Regions from separate parts of the Homo sapiens genome. Here region 1 is linked to region 2. The links are chromatin loops, found by intact Hi-C in ENCODE. Cell type or tissue: heart right ventricle. All regions are shown on one strand. Links, peaks and the distances in the headings refer to the core of each region. The heading gives the core; the rest is flanking DNA. Region 1 overlaps SOBP (sine oculis binding protein homolog). Region 2 has its middle 130 kb from the start of SCML4.

The links. Peaks named below come from ENCODE experiments on the same cell type or tissue, not always from the same donor. Only the 100,000 strongest peaks of a DNase experiment are listed, where the experiment ranks them.
Region 1: it touches region 2 in a loop (7-fold over the local background); 3 of 110 quality-filtered maps call a loop at or near these places.

What each region holds. Positions count from the first base shown.
Region 1 is chr6:107,637,615-107,645,951 of GRCh38, forward strand. The region is part of intron 6 of SOBP (sine oculis binding protein homolog); the gene reads left to right. Among named protein-coding and RNA genes, the nearest start is that of SOBP, 150 kb to the left of the region's middle. In heart right ventricle, for the core only: no CTCF peak of the experiment used is centred there; a DNase peak (open chromatin) is centred at 3,993; H3K4me3 peaks cover 594 bases; H3K27ac peaks cover 2,341 bases.
Region 2 is chr6:107,693,587-107,701,923 of GRCh38, forward strand. No RefSeq gene overlaps it. Among named protein-coding and RNA genes, the nearest start is that of SCML4, 130 kb to the right of the region's middle. In heart right ventricle, for the core only: no CTCF peak of the experiment used is centred there; no DNase peak of the experiment used is centred there; H3K27ac peaks cover 1,270 bases.

The DNA of each region.
Region 1 (8,337 bases), core at 247-8,246, 56 kb before region 2:
AGTCAGAAAGCATTGGGAATTGTCACTTTAAACACATTCTAATATCACTCATTCAGGTGAGGCTGAAAAGAAGAAGAATGGGAGGGTGAGAGATTTTACTATTATACCATCATTGGAGTGAGAAGTGACCAGGTCAAGAATAGTGACACTAACATATGAGTAGCTTGGGACCAAAATAACATAAAAACATAAAATACACGATGGCTATTTGGATGATATATGTTTCTGAATAAAGAATCAGTCTTGTATGTGGACCAGAATCATTAAAAATATCAACCTGGCTCCAGCCAATTTCAGAAGATGTGGTGATGAAATTGCCCACTACCTCTTGAGATTGAAGAGTTCTTTCAATGATGGGTCCCCCAAGAAATTACAGCTTTTCTTTAAAATCAGAAATACAGAAATACTCAGGCTTTGTCAGCTACGAAAGGGTGACAAGGCAAGTGATTTAAGATGGGGGAAAAACCACCTCTCCTCCACTAAATCACATTTCCTCTTGCCCTCAGAAGTTCCGTGTCACCTCACAGCACAGTCTCAACCTGCCACAATTTACTCACATTCTCTGGCCCTTCCTGGTTTGTTTTATTTATTTATTTAGTTATTTATTATTTTTTGAGACAGAGTCTCAATCTGTCACCCAGGCTGGAGCGCAGTGGCGCGACCTTGGCTCACTGCAACCTCGGCTGCCTGGGTTCAAGTGATTCTCCTGCCTCAGCCTCCTGAGTAGCTGGGGTTATAGCCACGCGCCACGATGCCCAGCTAATCTTTGTATTTTTAGTAGAGACAGGGTTTTGCCATGTTGGCCAGGCTGGTCTCGAACTCCTGACCTCAGGTGATCCACCCACCTCGGCCTCCCAAAGTGCTGGGATTACAGGTGTGAGCCAACGTGCCCAGGCCCCTTCCTGTTTTTTTGTGCACATGTGGTGCTGTTTTTCTTCTATGCCTTCAGAAACCCAGACCGTTCATATGGTTGGGGAAATTGGAAGTGTATCCACTAAATAAAGGACCGTATGGCTTTTGTGCCCTGATGCTGAACACTGGTGACAAGTTAAAAGCCAAAGTGGAAAGTGTTACAAACCAAAAGCAAAACTCAGGCTGAGATGTGGTGGGTGAGGTGCAGGTGAATGATTTCTCCGTGTGCTTGTTGGTGATTCATTATATATTATTTCTCATATATATTCATTATATATTATATAGGATAATCTGTCAATAACTTCAGTCAGCTCTTCATTCTTCTCACTATGTCTGCCTTTTTCATACTGTAGTACTATTTTATTATTTTTATTTTATTTTATTTATTATTTTTTTGAGACAGTCTTGGTCTGTTGCCCAGGCTGGAGTGCAGTGGCACAATCTGGGCTCACTGCAACCTCTGCCTCCGGGGTTGAAGCAATTCTCCTGCCTCAGCCTCCTGAGCAGCTGGGATTACAGGCACATGCCACCATGCCCAGCTATTTTTTATATTTTTGGTAGAGATGGGGTTTCACCATGTTAGCTAGGCTGGTCTCAAACTCCTGACCTCAAGTGATCTGCCCACCTTGGTCTCCCAAAGTGTTGGGATTACAGGTGTGAGCCGCCGCTCCCAGTCTGTAGTACTGTTTAAAAAAATCATTTAAAATAGATCAAAAGCAGACCAAAGTATCTAGAAATTAGCAACCGAGGCAGCTACAGTTGTCTTCAAGGAAGTCTTATTTGCTAGTTCTTTGTAAATTATAGGGTTTTTTTTTCCCCATTTGGAAATTATTCTGTTCCTGGTTACCTGCCTTTATGCATTCTTGTGTGTTGATATGATTACAAATGATTTCAGTGGACAACTATTTTCCCCAGATGCAGAACTAATTAAGTTTAGTTGAAGATTTTAAAAGGTTGTAAACTTCCTTTGATCTTCAACTTTTAAGACTCCAAATGCCAGTTCTGCAGCTTCTGTAAGCTGGAAAAAATATCCCCCCGAATAATAAGGAAAACAATGTATAAACATTTTCCGAACTATTCTATCCACAAAGAATTCCATTTATAAATGGAATACTCCCTTCTTTGTCTTTGCCTAGGAGCTTGAGGGATAGCTGTTTGTATTTGTACATTTTCTGAATTTCTACAGTTTACACTTGTTTATGGTACATTGGGGAGTTCAGAGTAACCATTTGCAAATGTTTGAAGATATTCAAAAGAAAATATTCCCCCTCCTCAGTTTTCCAGGGAAATGACATAGACTCTTTAAGTAAAATAATCAATGGAAAAAATGTGTACAAGGAGTAACCCTTTCATCTCACTTTTCCACCTTTGTGGCTCCCAAATTTCTAAGTTTCAAAAACCAGAAAGAAAATATAAGACCCTTTTTCCTGGTCCCAATTCCATGATACTACTCCAGGCTCAGCAGGGGGGACTTGACATCTTATTTTCTCAGGGAAAGCTGGAGGAGGCACCTGTAGTTTGGCTTTTTGGAGTTTAATTATTAGTCTGGTCATGGAGCCACAGTCCTAGAAACAACTGTTCCAAGGCAAGGAGTTCACTTCATTGGGGAAGCCAAAAGGGTGGAGGTCCCAAAAAGTTTTTTGCCAATTTAGTTTCTCAAACTGAGAAGTTCAAGAGAGGAGGCTGTCTGGGAGGAGGTTGGGAAGTCAGTCCATACATTCGAAACAATACTATAGGTGCCTACTTTTAAAACAAGGAAAAGAAGGAAAACTGAGAGTGACAAAAGGAAATCAGTATGAATGGGATGTGCTCGGATCCTGTGTCAGACTTGTGCTATCTAATGGTCCAGTACTTGACTATTGGGAATATTAATTGGTGACAGTCCCTAAGTTAAGGGTTAGCTTGTCTGTTGGGATGCAGTTGGCACATATAGTTCTAGGTAGAGGTACTTCAGAGAGCCAGAAAGAAGACACCAGGTCTGTGTCATGGACACATGTGAGTGGGAGGACCTGGGAGTGTGCTTCCTGTGATCATTTCAGACTTGTAGAGGAAAGTTTTCTGGAATGAATGGTGTCAAGATTGGCCTGAGATATGTCCCAATTCAATGCTGCTGGGACCATGTTAACCCTTATGACCAGGGACTTGGAGGGAAGGTTTTAATGTACAAGCATCCAACTTTTATATATGATGTCAATCAGGTTATGATGGAATATGAAATGACATCTGTGACTGGATATTTATTACTTTCAGATGTACCCATAACCTTCCATCTTCAGCAGGACTGGGACTAGAGTGAAGCAAAGGAAGGGCTTAGGGCAGAGACTTTGAGGAGGCACCCACTCAGGGTCATGCTAGTGCAGCACTGGTCCTGGCTCTGTCTCCAGATCCATATGGCAGCTCCCTAAAGCTGGTCTCCTGGCCCCCTGGACTCGTCCCTGGATGGCCTTCAGCAACTCCCCCTGAAATTTCATGGAAAGTTTTATGTGCCTATGCACAGAGGCATTTTCATGGGAGAAGACGTCCATAGATTTTGGCTCCAGAAAAAGTATGCTCTATATCTCTGAAGGATTATCTTACCTTATTATGGAGCAATATCTGAGTTGAAATTTTTCTTGTTTCTCTGAGGAAGCTGAATTAATGGAAAGTTTCTCTTAAAACTTAGAATATATTGTTTGGCAATTTCTGCTGTGGGCCTAATATTGCAGAATCAAAGTTGGAGCTACATCATGTAGCACTTGCCTCAATAAGATTGCCTTAGTGACACAATGCAAAAGGTTACAGACTTTTCTTCAAGTTACCATTTCCCACAAGGGCCTGTGATGAAAGAAGAAAAGAGAAGCAAGAAAAGAAATAAGCTAGATACTTCCCCAGCACTTGGACCTTCAAAATTTGTACGATACAGGGAGACACTGTTCTTCTGTGGAAAGATCTTCTACTCTGCCACTGAGGCCAAGAAAGCAGAATGGCCAGAGTCAGAGAGGTGGACAGGTCGGTGAACACCAGGGCATTGATGTGGCAGTGTCTGGGAGCGCTGCCAATGCTCCCTAGCTCCCCAGTATGCCTCTTTACTTGGAGAGACTGCACTTGGAAAGAGACGCGTTCGGCCAGCTATTAACCAGCCGTTGCCCAGGAGGGCACTGGAAATCAGTTCCCTGACTGGTTTCCAATGAGTCACTCCCTTGCCAGCCTAAGCTGCTGCCTGTGCACCATGTTCAATCATTTACACCTACCTTCATGCAGACAAGTGCTGCAGAGGGGCAGAGATGTCTGAGGACCAAAATACGCTGCACCGTGGAACACTTACCTCATGTTGTGGAACACTTACCCTCACCCGAACGCCCCGCCTTTTCCAGACTTTCCTGTCTAAGAGATCGTGCCAAAGGGACGGGGGTGGCCATGCTGTTTTCTCTTACCGTGTCCTGCACAACTTATTTTGTATCCTTCCGTTGCCGTTTTAAGTGCATAGCACTTTCTATGTGGATGGATGTTAAGGCAATGCATTCTGCATGTGTAAACTTTTTCTTAGGGCCTCAAAGGGCATAAACGAAATTCATTCAGAGAAAGAAAGAAATTAGCTTTAGAAAATAAACAATTTAGCACTGGCATCGTTTAACAGGGTCCCATTCTCAAGGAAATGGGGTAAATGCCATTTCAGACACCAGCTCTGAATACTAACTGCAGAGAGTTCTTCTCCAGATTTGTGGATTTCCACAGCACAGAAAAAAAAAATAGGGTGGGGTCAGGATTGGGAACATGAGACCATCAACAGGGAGGGGAAGTACACACACATGCACAAAACTTATTTCAAGGGTCATCGAAAAGATTCTAGTGAAAAATGACTGGAGCAAAAGAAAATGACAATAACAAAAACTTGGAATTATTCTCTAATGCTTTAAAATAGTCCCAAGTGTACTACATAGTTTAAAATTGGAAATCAGTCAAGTTACCTAACTCTGCCACTCCTTGGACTGAATTAATGATCATAAGCAAAAAATGCTTGTGCAATTGTACTGTGTGGTCCAGATGTACAGCCCTGAGTAGAGAGATGGGGGCAGAGCAGACCTGGCTTTCCAGGTAGCCAAGGGGTCAGGGCTGGGGCAAATCAAAGCTTCCAGTGCTCCCAGCCTCATTCCCATCCAGATATTTGGCTGCACCAGCACTAGTTGTCTCATCATTTTCCCCTCTGAACCTCTGGTTTGTTGTCTGTCTTTGATATAGTAAGCTGTGTTTTGTTTTGGGTAAAAAGGGAAGTAAGAATGTGACTGATAGTATTTAAAGAACAAAAGGGAGAAACGCTTCATGAATTCATTTGATATGGAACATTGACCTAACATCCAAAAAAATACAACTAAAAAGTAGATCTTTCCCTCATTTGCATGGCTTATTTCCCCAGATATGTTTTTGGTATTGAAAATGAATGGTATTCCCATACAACATGTGTCTCAATTTGTAATGATATCCTCCTTGCAGCTGGCTTAGTTCTGCAAGTGTTTCTAAAATGTTACTGTCTTAAATTTGAACCAACCTACAATAACAAATTATCTAGAAGCAAAGTGGCTAAACGGCATTTGGAGAGAGAAGGGGAAACCCTATATTTCATCCTTCAACTCTTGTTTTAGAAATTCAGACTGTAACGTGATCTTTTTCTAAAGAAATCTACACACACACACTTTAAAAACTGTGCAGCTTGGGTGTTGTGGGAGCAAGAATGATCAGGTTTAAGTTTCTCTGCAAAGCTCTGCATCCCATCAACAAGCTCTTTTGATATTTTAAACCCGTATTTAGAGTAATTTCAAGATATTTGGAGCACATGTGGTTACATGTAAAACTTTGTCCTTATAATGTGTTAGATGCTCATACTTTAAATATTTATAAGCTTTTATTTATTTATTTATTTTTATTTTTTTCTGAGATGGAGTTTCACTCTGTTGCCCGGCTGGAGTGCAGTGACGCGATCTCGGCCCACTATAACCTCTGCCTTCTGGGTTCAAGCAATTCTCCTGCCTCAGCCTCCCAAGTAGCTGGGATTACAGGCGCGCACCACCATGTCCAGCTAATTTTTTTTTGTATTTTTAGTAGAGATGGGGTTTCACCCTGTTGGCTAGGATGGTCTCCATCTCTTGACCTCATCATCCACCTGTCTAGGCCTCCCAAAGTGCTGGGATTACAGGTATGAGCCACCATGCCCAGCCTTTATAAGCCATTTTTAAGTAATTTACCCAAAAGCTTTCTCCCACTAGAATACTATAATTGAGTAGTATCTGAGCATCATTATAGAAGATACAAGATGAAGTTGCTGCAGCATGCATTCACATTCTTCTTGCTTTTCTGGTTTTAATTCAAATGTCATTTTTAGTAGAATCAGCTTATTTTATTATTTTTTAAATGTATTAAAAAATCATAAACAAGATTGGTTGTCTGTGATTTAAAACAAAGAAATTCCCCAGCACTCAAAAGCTAAAGTGTTCTAACCTGAACCGTATTGAGTCCCACACGTGAGCGTGGTGGCTCACTCCTGTAATCCCAGCACATTGGGAGGCCAAGGCGGGTGGATCAGACTTAGGTCAGGAGTTCAAGACCAGCCTGGCCAACATGGGGAAACCCTGTCTCTACTAAAAATATAAAAAATTAGCTGGACATGATGGCGCATGGCTGTAGTCCCAGCTACTTGGGAGGCTGAGGCATGAGAACAGCTTGAACCTGAGAGACAGAGGTTGCAGTGAGCCGAATTCGTGCCACTGCACTCCAGCCTGGGCGACACAGTGAGACTCCATCTCAAAACAAAAAACAAACAAAAAACTTCCCATTAGAGTGTTGGATCTCAGTCTGTGTCCACATGAACTTAAAGTGTCATATTGTTCCTCTGAAATGTCTTAGGGACAATTTATTGGTGGTTGGATTGAATTCTTTACTATTTGCCTTCAGCCATCTTGGAAGCTAAGACATAGGATCCTGTCTTTATCATAGGTAGCCTGTTTGTGCACTTAATATGAAAAAGAGGAGGGGGAAACCCTTTTTCCAAACGCAGAATCCATTTAAGCTTTGGAGGTTATAAATTTCAAAGTGATCACAGGCCCCTGGGGCTCACACTCTTTTATGGCTGGCAAAATACAACTTTCTGGTAAGAATGGGGAAAAGAAGGCTTTAAAAGGCTCATAAACTTGCTTGGACATCTAATAGCTCTTACCAAACAGCATTCTCATGAGTTAAGTGTAAATGAGTCAGAAACACATAGATCAAATTTCTTTTAAAATACACATGGGTTTGAAAATTAAGGCCAAAGTGCTTGGCAAAATAAGTTTTGGTTTTATCCAAACCCAAATGTTGAAAAAATAATTCTAAGATTTGCCAAACCAAAAATACATGCAGATCTCTTCAATCCTCCCATTAAATAAGATGGCATCATAAACATGGGACTTAGTGGCTATTTTCATAATCCCCAAGGTTTAGGCAACATGGACCTTAAATATTGATTGAAAGACTATGAAAAATTTTTGGTGGAAAAACATTATAACCTTGCAAATGAAGATGAGGGCTACTGGTTCAGGGTTCTCATCCTGATTTTGACAGCACTTCTCACTGTCCGATCAGGTGATCAACTTGTCCTTTGTCTTAGCTCTGGGTGTGTGTGTGTGCATGTGTGTGTGTGGCCTATGCATAGCAATAATAACTTTTAAAATCCTATTTTTGGATTTTATAAATCCTAAATGTATACTTAATTCATATATTACAATCTGCGAAACTTAATAACTCCTCATCATATCCAAACAGAGGGAAGCAGTCCCCTTTTGCTCATTCATAGTTCAGAGATAGTCTTCATTTATTTCCCTAGAGGGTAAAACATATCCATTTTGCACTAACAATATCTAATGCTGACTTTGCTCAGGTCTGTGTTATTAAAAGATGAGAGAGAGAGAGGGAAAGAGAGAAAAGAAAAAAAGTAGGGGAGGGTGTGTGGCAGGAGTCCTTGACTTGATTTGAAGAACTAATAACCTACTGAGAGACAAAAAAAAAAGCCAAGGTCACTTTTACAAGCAACATGCAGAACCTGCAAACTGATGTGACACTGCAGACAGTAGGCTTCGCAAGAGCAGGGACCGGGTCCAGTTCACTCATTGTTGTAACCAAGTGCCTAGCACAGGGGCTGGAAGAATGAGCACACAAGTATTCAGTGATCACATGAATGAAAGCGTCTCCATAGAGGAACAGCTAATGAAGCTGCCTTGATGTAGTGCCTTCTGGTCGATGAATTCTGAATTCTGAACCTGAGGAGGGATGTGGGCTGGCGATCAGGGGTGGAGAAATGAGGGGTGAAGTAGCATGTTAAAGGGCACAGACACAGAAAAGAGCAAGCTGTATTAGGGATGACCTTCCGGTTCACTTGGCTGGAACAAAGGGCTTGACCACAGAGGGTGAGAAGCATGA
Region 2 (8,337 bases), core at 156-8,155:
AACTATAATGAGAAAAAACTAGTAAAAGAAGCTGGGTTTTGAGAGCTTGTGTCTAAATATTGGAGGAGAGCAGTCTCAGAGAAGGCACCCTTAAATCTGGGTGAGAGAGGGCACTTGTAGGTGTATTTTCTTGTGTTGGCTCAGAGACTTAGACTTCTTGGATGTATGAGAGAGGTCATTCAGTGTGGACCCGTGCTGGGGGAGAGAGGATGGATATGAGCTTGGAAATCGTTTTGTTCAAGGCGGGGCAAGTAGCAAGATTAAAATTTTTAGTCTGTTAAGTTGTAAGCAAACCAAGGGCAGATGATGAGAGAAGGCTTTGGAGGCCTGCACCCCAACACTCCCTAAGTCTGGCCTTCCTTGCTGGCCTCACCCAGCCATAGAGGACACTGATATGGGAGGATTACCTCCTTTAACCCCCTGAATTGCTTTCATTGAGAACCACGTTGCCTTTGCCAATGATCATTGCTAAGCATTAGGACAGGGTAGAGGCCTCTGGGTAGGAAATTGGCAGGTCAGGGTTGGGGTTGGATCAAAATCCAGAAGGAATCATGATCCTCAAACTAGAGCCACAACCAACCGACAGGAGTAGACTCCCCTGCAGTAGGACTCCAGATTCTGCAGACACTGTCTGAGGGCCTTTGACAAGCACTGTAATTTATTTTAATCCTCTCACTAACAGAGAAGGGAGGCCCTTTTGTCTCTGATTACTGACCAAGAAGGAGACTGTGTTAACCATTCTTGCATTGGTATAAAGAAATACCCAAGACTGGGTCATTTATGAAGAAAACAGGTCTAATTTGCTCACTGTTCTGCAGGCTGTACAAGAAGCATGGCGCTGACATCTGCTCAGCTTCTGGGGAGGCCTCAGGGAGCTTCTACTCTTGGCAGAAGATAAAGAGGGAGCTTGCACATCACACGGCAGGAGCAGGAGCAAGAGAGGGTGGGAGGTGCCACACACTTTTAAGCAATCAGATCTTGTGTGAACTCACTCATAGCTAAGGGGATGGTGCTAATCCATTCATGAAGGATCCACCCCCATGACCCAAACACTTCCCACCAGAGCCTACCTCCTACACTGGGGATTACATTTCAACATAAGATTTAGTGGGGACACAGTTCTAAACCATATCAGAGACCCTAGAGGAGAGACTGGCCCAAGATGACCCTGGGTGGACACTCCTCTGGGGACTCTGATCAAATCTCACATTTCTTCCCTGCACCAGACCGCCCCTTTGTGGTCATAGGAAGGTCAGGGGGACAGAGTAAGCTTCTTAGAGAACCCTGGCCTCCTGTAATAAGTCTCTCCAGGCCGAGTGCAGTGTCTCGCACCTGTAATCCCAGCACTCTGGGAAGCTGAGGAGGGCAGATTGCTGGAAACCAGGAGTTCAAGACCAGCTTGGGCAACATGGCGAAACCTTGTCTCTACAAAAAATACACAGCTTAGCCAGGCGTGGTGGTGTGCACCTATAGTCCTAGCTACTTGGGAGGCTGAGGCACAAGGATTCCTTGAGCCCAGGAGGTTGAAGCCACAGGGAGCTGTGTTTGCACCACTGCACTCCAGCCGGGGCGACAGAGTGAGTCCCTGTCTCAAAAAAAAAAAAAAAAAAAAAAAAAGTCTCTCCTGAGCCAGTGTGGGAGCTGAGCTGGCTGCCCTGAAGTGCAGCAGGTCTCCAGGTGACAGGGGCCTTCCAGGCAGCAGTGAATCAGCCCTTGTGGCTTCAGTAGTCTAAGGACCACCTTGAAAAGGCTTATCCTTGCTCTCTACCTGTGGGAACCAGTCCTAATGAAATAGTAATCAACATAGAAAAGTTGATCAGATAAAATATATACAGGCTCACATAAATTTTATTCTTTATTTAAAATACAGAAATACTTTTTACAGCATGAACAGAAAGTACTACATTGTGTTGAAATCTTAAGATTTAGAAATCTCACTGAATCATACACAGGCCCATGATGCACTGTACTAGAAAAAAAAGCTGTATCAAAAATGAAAACAAACAAACAAAAACCACCTCAAACTATTAAAATCATTAAGGCCAGTAGTGGTTGTTTAATTAAATTGTACATACCTGACTGTGGTGTACATACCAATCACTGTTTAAGAGAATACATTAAAAACAGAAAAATTGACCTCTAAATAATGAACTAATAGCCCTCCTGCAAAAGTTACAAACAATAACAGGCTTTGAAAGATTCAAAGCACATTTTGATGTAGTGTCTTATATATAATGGTCAATTTATGAAAACACTGTATATGATAAAAATAAGTACATCCAACTCACTCCTAAGTAACACGCTACACTTACAGCCTGCTTATGACAAATGAGAGATCTGTAAATATATGCAGTAAGAATACACGTGGGTTCATACTCAGATAATGTATCTGTATGCACAGTATGTGATGAAATTAAACTAGAGGATAAATAACTTTAATAAACTCTACATTTTGAGGCGCATGGGGAATAAAATTCATGTTGTTTCTAAGTTATAGACACAGCATATTTTTTTTCCTATCTCGGTACCTTAGTGTAATGCCAATTTGCATTTAACCTAGTTATCTTATGTTTGCATGCTTTGCAAACTAAATTACAGAACCAAATTGCCTATTACAATTTCCCATTATGTAACACAATTACATAGGAACACTTTGAGGTGAAAGGATTGTCCCAGTATTAGGAAACACTGATTTCAGCATGCTTGCAAAGAGCAAAGATTAAGGAGAGGCTGTTTCCTCAGGTAACAGGTTTTACCGCTGTCTCTCTCCAATGTAAATGCCACTCACCATTACAATGAGCTATATTCACTAATGTCTAGTCTGCAAAATTAGATCCACTGGTTTTGTTTTGTTTTGTAAAGAAGCTAGGACCTAAAATTACACCACTTCCTAAGCTGAAAGTTTCTGTCTCCCCGAGCACTTCCAAGTAAAAGATGGAGTTGAACTAATGTTCCAAGATTCCATTACGTTCATAAGAAATGAAAGCACAATGAATTTTCATACAATTAGAATATCTGCAGTACATACGCCGAGTCCTTCTTGCACACGTGCCTCAGCACAAGCAAATGATGTGCAAACTTTCACTAATGACCTTTCTCTTAAGTTTGCAAACCCAATCGAAATACACATGAACATGCACGCACACCCCCTCTAAAAATCCTTAATTAGAAGGGAGGAAATACTGTCTCAGTAGAGAAGAGGGAAGGTAGTCAACCCTGTTTTTATCTTCCCAGGATAAGGAGATGACCTATTTGCACCCTTGGTTTCTGGCTGTTTCATGCAGTGTGCGAGTAAAGTAAGACGTTTTACCAGGGAAAAGGTGCAGCTGCCGCTCTCCCAGATGCGGCGAGATCGGGAAGCCTCCCGAGTGGGTATATGGGGTACGGAAGTAGCATAAACAGGTGGAAACATGAGATTAACTAAGGCTGAGTTGAAAGAAAGATTCTGAAAATAAGCCCATCAACTTACAAAACCAAAGACATAACATTTCGGTCATCGTCATTCTACCTCACAAGCTTAGGGAACATGGATTTCACTAACTCATGGGCCCTCATTTGTTAGCAGGAGTCTTGTTGGATAATGACAGCCTAGCGTAGCTAGTAAAACACACCTTTTGGCCCCATGAAGGGAGAAGATTCATGGTGTTACAGTCATACTTCATTAACACAAAGTTTTCACTGTTAGTGAAAAAAAAATAGCAGCAAGACAATTATGATAAAATGATTTTATTCAATCAGTTTAGTTTTCTTGCATGTGAATAGAATGAAAAGCAAATTTATCCACAAATGTATTTAAAGTATAAAATTTTTATGTTAATGAAATTACTTCTAGGTATATACAGTAGAGAAATAATCTAATCAACAGATATCTGTAACATGGAAATATTTGCTCTATAAAGCAAATGATATTTCATATTTTCTTGAGGATAAAATGAGAGGAGTTCTTCTATTTAAATCCCCAAGTGATCAAAGATATAGCTAGAAGATGACAGAAAATTAAATATTATGGCTTAGAACACAATGAATAATAAAAGAAATCAAACTCCCTCAAAGTCTCTCACACTTGGACAGAAATACTTTCAGTTCCTGAGGAGGAAACATGTTTGACTTCTAGAAAGACCTCGAGGTGTGCAATTGTGCTGTAGAAAGGCCAGGAATGGAAACATTTTTTTTCCAGAGCTGTGCTGCCTTTCTCCTCCCTCTAAACCACATTTTCTTTTGGGAAATATGTCATCATCTTTCCCTACTCAGACACAAGCCACTTAATATTGCATACGTCTCAGTAGTCTTATAAATGTCCAAAAACAATACCTCACCCCAGAAATACTTCCGATGTAGTTCATTGTCCTTCATTTTTCATGCTGGCTGGACCCTCCTCACTTACACACAAGGCTCTGGCCCGGCTTTGGTCATGAGGCTGTACAGTCAGTGCTAACTGGGTCTGGACAACGTTCTGTGTTCTATAAAGAACTTTGGCATTATCTGAATTGCTGCTGGATTGCAGAGTGACTCCGTGCATGTTGCAGGACGGTGGGAGAAGCAGCTTGTGATTCTCAAGAGGTACATCGAATTGGCACCAGGTCACTTAACCTTCAGGGCTGAATGAAGAGGGACAGCTAGTGAGAAGGGCATTGTGCTTGATGAAGATTCAAGAGGCCTCTCGGTGGTACATCAGGGTGAGTCACAGGATGAAACATTCAGAAGGGCAGAGACTCTCATTCCCAACCTCAGGCATCGAGCTGAGAGGGCTAGACCTTGAGAAATAGAACAAGTGGAGATTGGACAGGAAGTGGGGCAGAGTCAAGGAATGCTGTGGGTGGGTGACAGCTGGGCAGAGGTCAGAACTGCTGGGCCTGGGAGGACAGAGTTGGCTTATTCTTATTTCTTTCTCTACCCCGTCTCCATCCCCAAGGCATTTGAGCTAGTGGAATGAAGAAAGACAGAAAAGAAAACAAACCAGCAAAAAAACATGGAGGCAGGAAGAAAGAATAGAATGAGAAGTAAAAAACGAGTGGGAAAGAATGGTCAAGTGGTGCTTACATGGCCTTGAGAAGTTCTGGGCTCATGAGGGAAGAGGATCAAAAAATATCTAGATGAGGTTGCAAAGGAGGAGAGGCAGGAGCCAGCAGCCATGAAACAAAAGAGATGAGCCAACAGCCCATAACCATTACGGCAGCACAGCCCCACTGGCCTTGGCCAAAGTAACTGAGCTGGAAATGCTTTCAAAGGTCATGTGGATGACTCCCCTCCTTTTCCAGATAAGGAGATGGAGGTATGGGGGGAGGTGACTTGGAGAGCTTGTTTCTTGCACACCGTACCATGCTCTGCCCCCCACAGAGCAATGTGGAACCCACGGGGGAGAAGGTTCTACTCTGGAGGGGAGCCGTCCAGATGTCCCCCAAGACCTCTTTTCCCCAACTCTAGGATTCTACGGTTCTACATGTGAGGGTGGTCTCTGTATATTTGCGAACACTCACAATATCCTCAGCTTACCGTGCCTAAGGATATAGCAGTAACATTACTTTAAAATGAATATGTTGAACGTTATACATCCAAATACTGTTGTCCTTCAAAGTAGTCCGTACATTGCAGCTCCTTATTCTAACACCTGCCTAATATATTTAAGTTAACCAGTGAATTGTGGCTGTTATTGTTCAAACTATTTGTACCAAGTAAGGAAACACGCAAGGAAAAGACAAACGAATGTGTGTGAAAACACATGATTTGAAACCTGAAACTGATTACCCATGTCATGCACCAGGCATGAGCCCAGTGGCTTTGGCTTTCTCCAAAAAGAAAAAAAATCCACCCTCAAGGGATGATGATGGGTTTCCAAGAACACTTTGAAAAGAATGTAGTTGAGGATGCTACATTTATGATAGAGGTAGCCTTCAGTCATACATCATTGCTGTAAAGCGACACCTAGTGAGGCGCTGTTATTTCACAATGAGCTGTTTGGAGAAGCAAGGCTTCGGGTGTATTCTAAAGTTGGAGCCAATGGAAGAGGTTGCTGTTGGCCTGTGCAAGCGCCTAGTGCATGGAACTGACTCTAAGGCTCAGACCACGTGGTCAAGCCCCAGAGCAGGGTAGGGTGGGAAGACAGCTGAGGTATAGGTGGTCTGTGTGGTATATGTAGACCCTTCAAATGGAAAGATGCTGCTGTCCCCACACTGTCTGGCATCACTGTTTAATCACCCGTGTCTCTACTATTCTCGTCCTGCCACTATCAATTCATGGCACAGCACTCTCGGCCGACCTGGGGGAGAACGTCATTCTTAAGCTCTACCTGCCATCGTTTCCTCTGCAGGAAAGCGAGCCCAGTGCTGAGCATGGGGAGAACCTCTGGGCTCTTTATGTAGGATTTGAAGAGCGCAGATCTGAGGCCTCACTTGCGAAAGCACCGTGAAGAAAGCAAATCCTCCTCTAACAGTGTGTTTTTGCCCAGAACTGCTTCTAAGTCGGGGGAATTTCATGAAGCCTGGGAGAGTCACAGTGAGCGTTCTCTCCAGCCCAGCATCTTGGTGAGGCCCATGTGTGATAAGACCACCGAAACCACAAAGGAATTTACCACGGGAAGTGTCCCAGCAGTTGCTTATTAGCATTAGAACAATTACACAAAGTCCATTGTTAGCAGACATGTTTTCATGATCCTTAACTGGTGGCAGTAAATAACAGCCATTCTCTTTCAAGCAAATGCTAGATTTCCAAAAATCCAGCTTCTAATTTTCTGTGCAGGGATCATCTTGGATTAGGACAACCATTGGAGTGGATGATACCCCAGAAGCTGAGGTGCCCAGCGCTCTACCTGCAGGAGCAGGGCGGAACACACAGAAGCTGCCTGCGGGTGGATGGGGGTGATGCAGCTGGGTTTGACATCACAGAATGGAAACAGGGAGGTTTGTTCCCCTGGATGTCTGACCGTCTGCTGGACCATCCCCAGGGTTCTTAGTGTGGTCCTCTCTTGCCACAGGGGAGGGATAGGGGCACATGGCAAGGCAACAGGAGAGCCTGGCAGGTGCTCAGTTCTTGGAGTGTTTATGACCAAAAAAAACCAAAAACAAAACTAAAAAAAATCAGCCCCATGGACAGGTTTGCAGCCCTCTCCTTAAAAAAAAAATTGCAGTTTTTAAAAAAATCACCTACTCCTTCACAATCCCATGTCTTGTTATCCGAGGTTTTAAAAAAAAGTGAGTCCAATCCCCTTCCCCTCTCTCCCCAGTGGAGAAGAGCTGAGAAGTGGCCCCTTCAGAGCAGAGGTCAGACAGTGCCTGCCAACCACTTACATATATGTAAACCTGGTTGTTTCTTTAGAATGAGAGCAGAATATTTCCATCTTTTGAGACCTTCTGACAATGACTACATTTGAGTCCCTGGTCACCTATGGGCATCTCCAATTATCTTCAGAGATTTGAGAAAATTCTCCTAAAACCATCTCAAAAATAATTTAAAAAGAATTTTAATTAAAAAAATAAGAAATATTCCATACGGCACATAGATACAAAAATAGGTTATTGCAGCGTGAAGGGTTGGGGCTGTTAGAATTGCTGCTTTCATTGTTTTCCTAAGAAACTTATGGTGTAGGCCTCCCTTTCTCACTGGTTTCTTCTGCAGTAAACCGGCCCTAGTCCCATATTCCTTCCCAATGTATTTAATATAGTTGGTAGCAGCCCTGCTGCAGGGAAATGGTGGGAGTCTGGTGTACTCTCTGGTAGGTGCTAAACGCCCGCAAGACAATTGTTCCCTTCCGTGGGCTCCCCGGCAATGTGTCTCCCGAGAGTCACCTGGAGCCCAGGCTTGGCACATACAATCATCCTCCTGAGGGGGCAGGCCTAGAGCCCCAGAACAGCCCTGGTCACCCAGCTGCCTCCAGGGCACACCCTAGTAGCCTAAGAGGGGACACTTAGTAGTAGCAACCAGACCACAGTGGGTTCTGCCTCCATATTGCAAACCAAGCAAAGGCAATGGCTCATATACTCCCAAGCACTCACTTCCTAAGGCTCTTCCAGCTACAGTGTCAGGAAACACACACACACACACACACACACACACACACACACACAGACAAGACCCACAGCTTTCACCTAAAGTCTTCGCACAGGGAATAATGTGATTCATGAAATATTTAAAAGGCCTTAGGCAATAGAATTGTCTCTTGATTTTTTCTTTCAAGTGTTTAACAGACAAGTGTAATTGGAAATGTTTGGAACATGAACACAGGCACACACACACACACTCTAATTTGGAATTATGCAAAACGATATCATTATTCACTACAACCTGAAGCAAAGCTACTGCAATGGAATAATAAGTACCACATCTGTACAAGTGAGAGGCCCC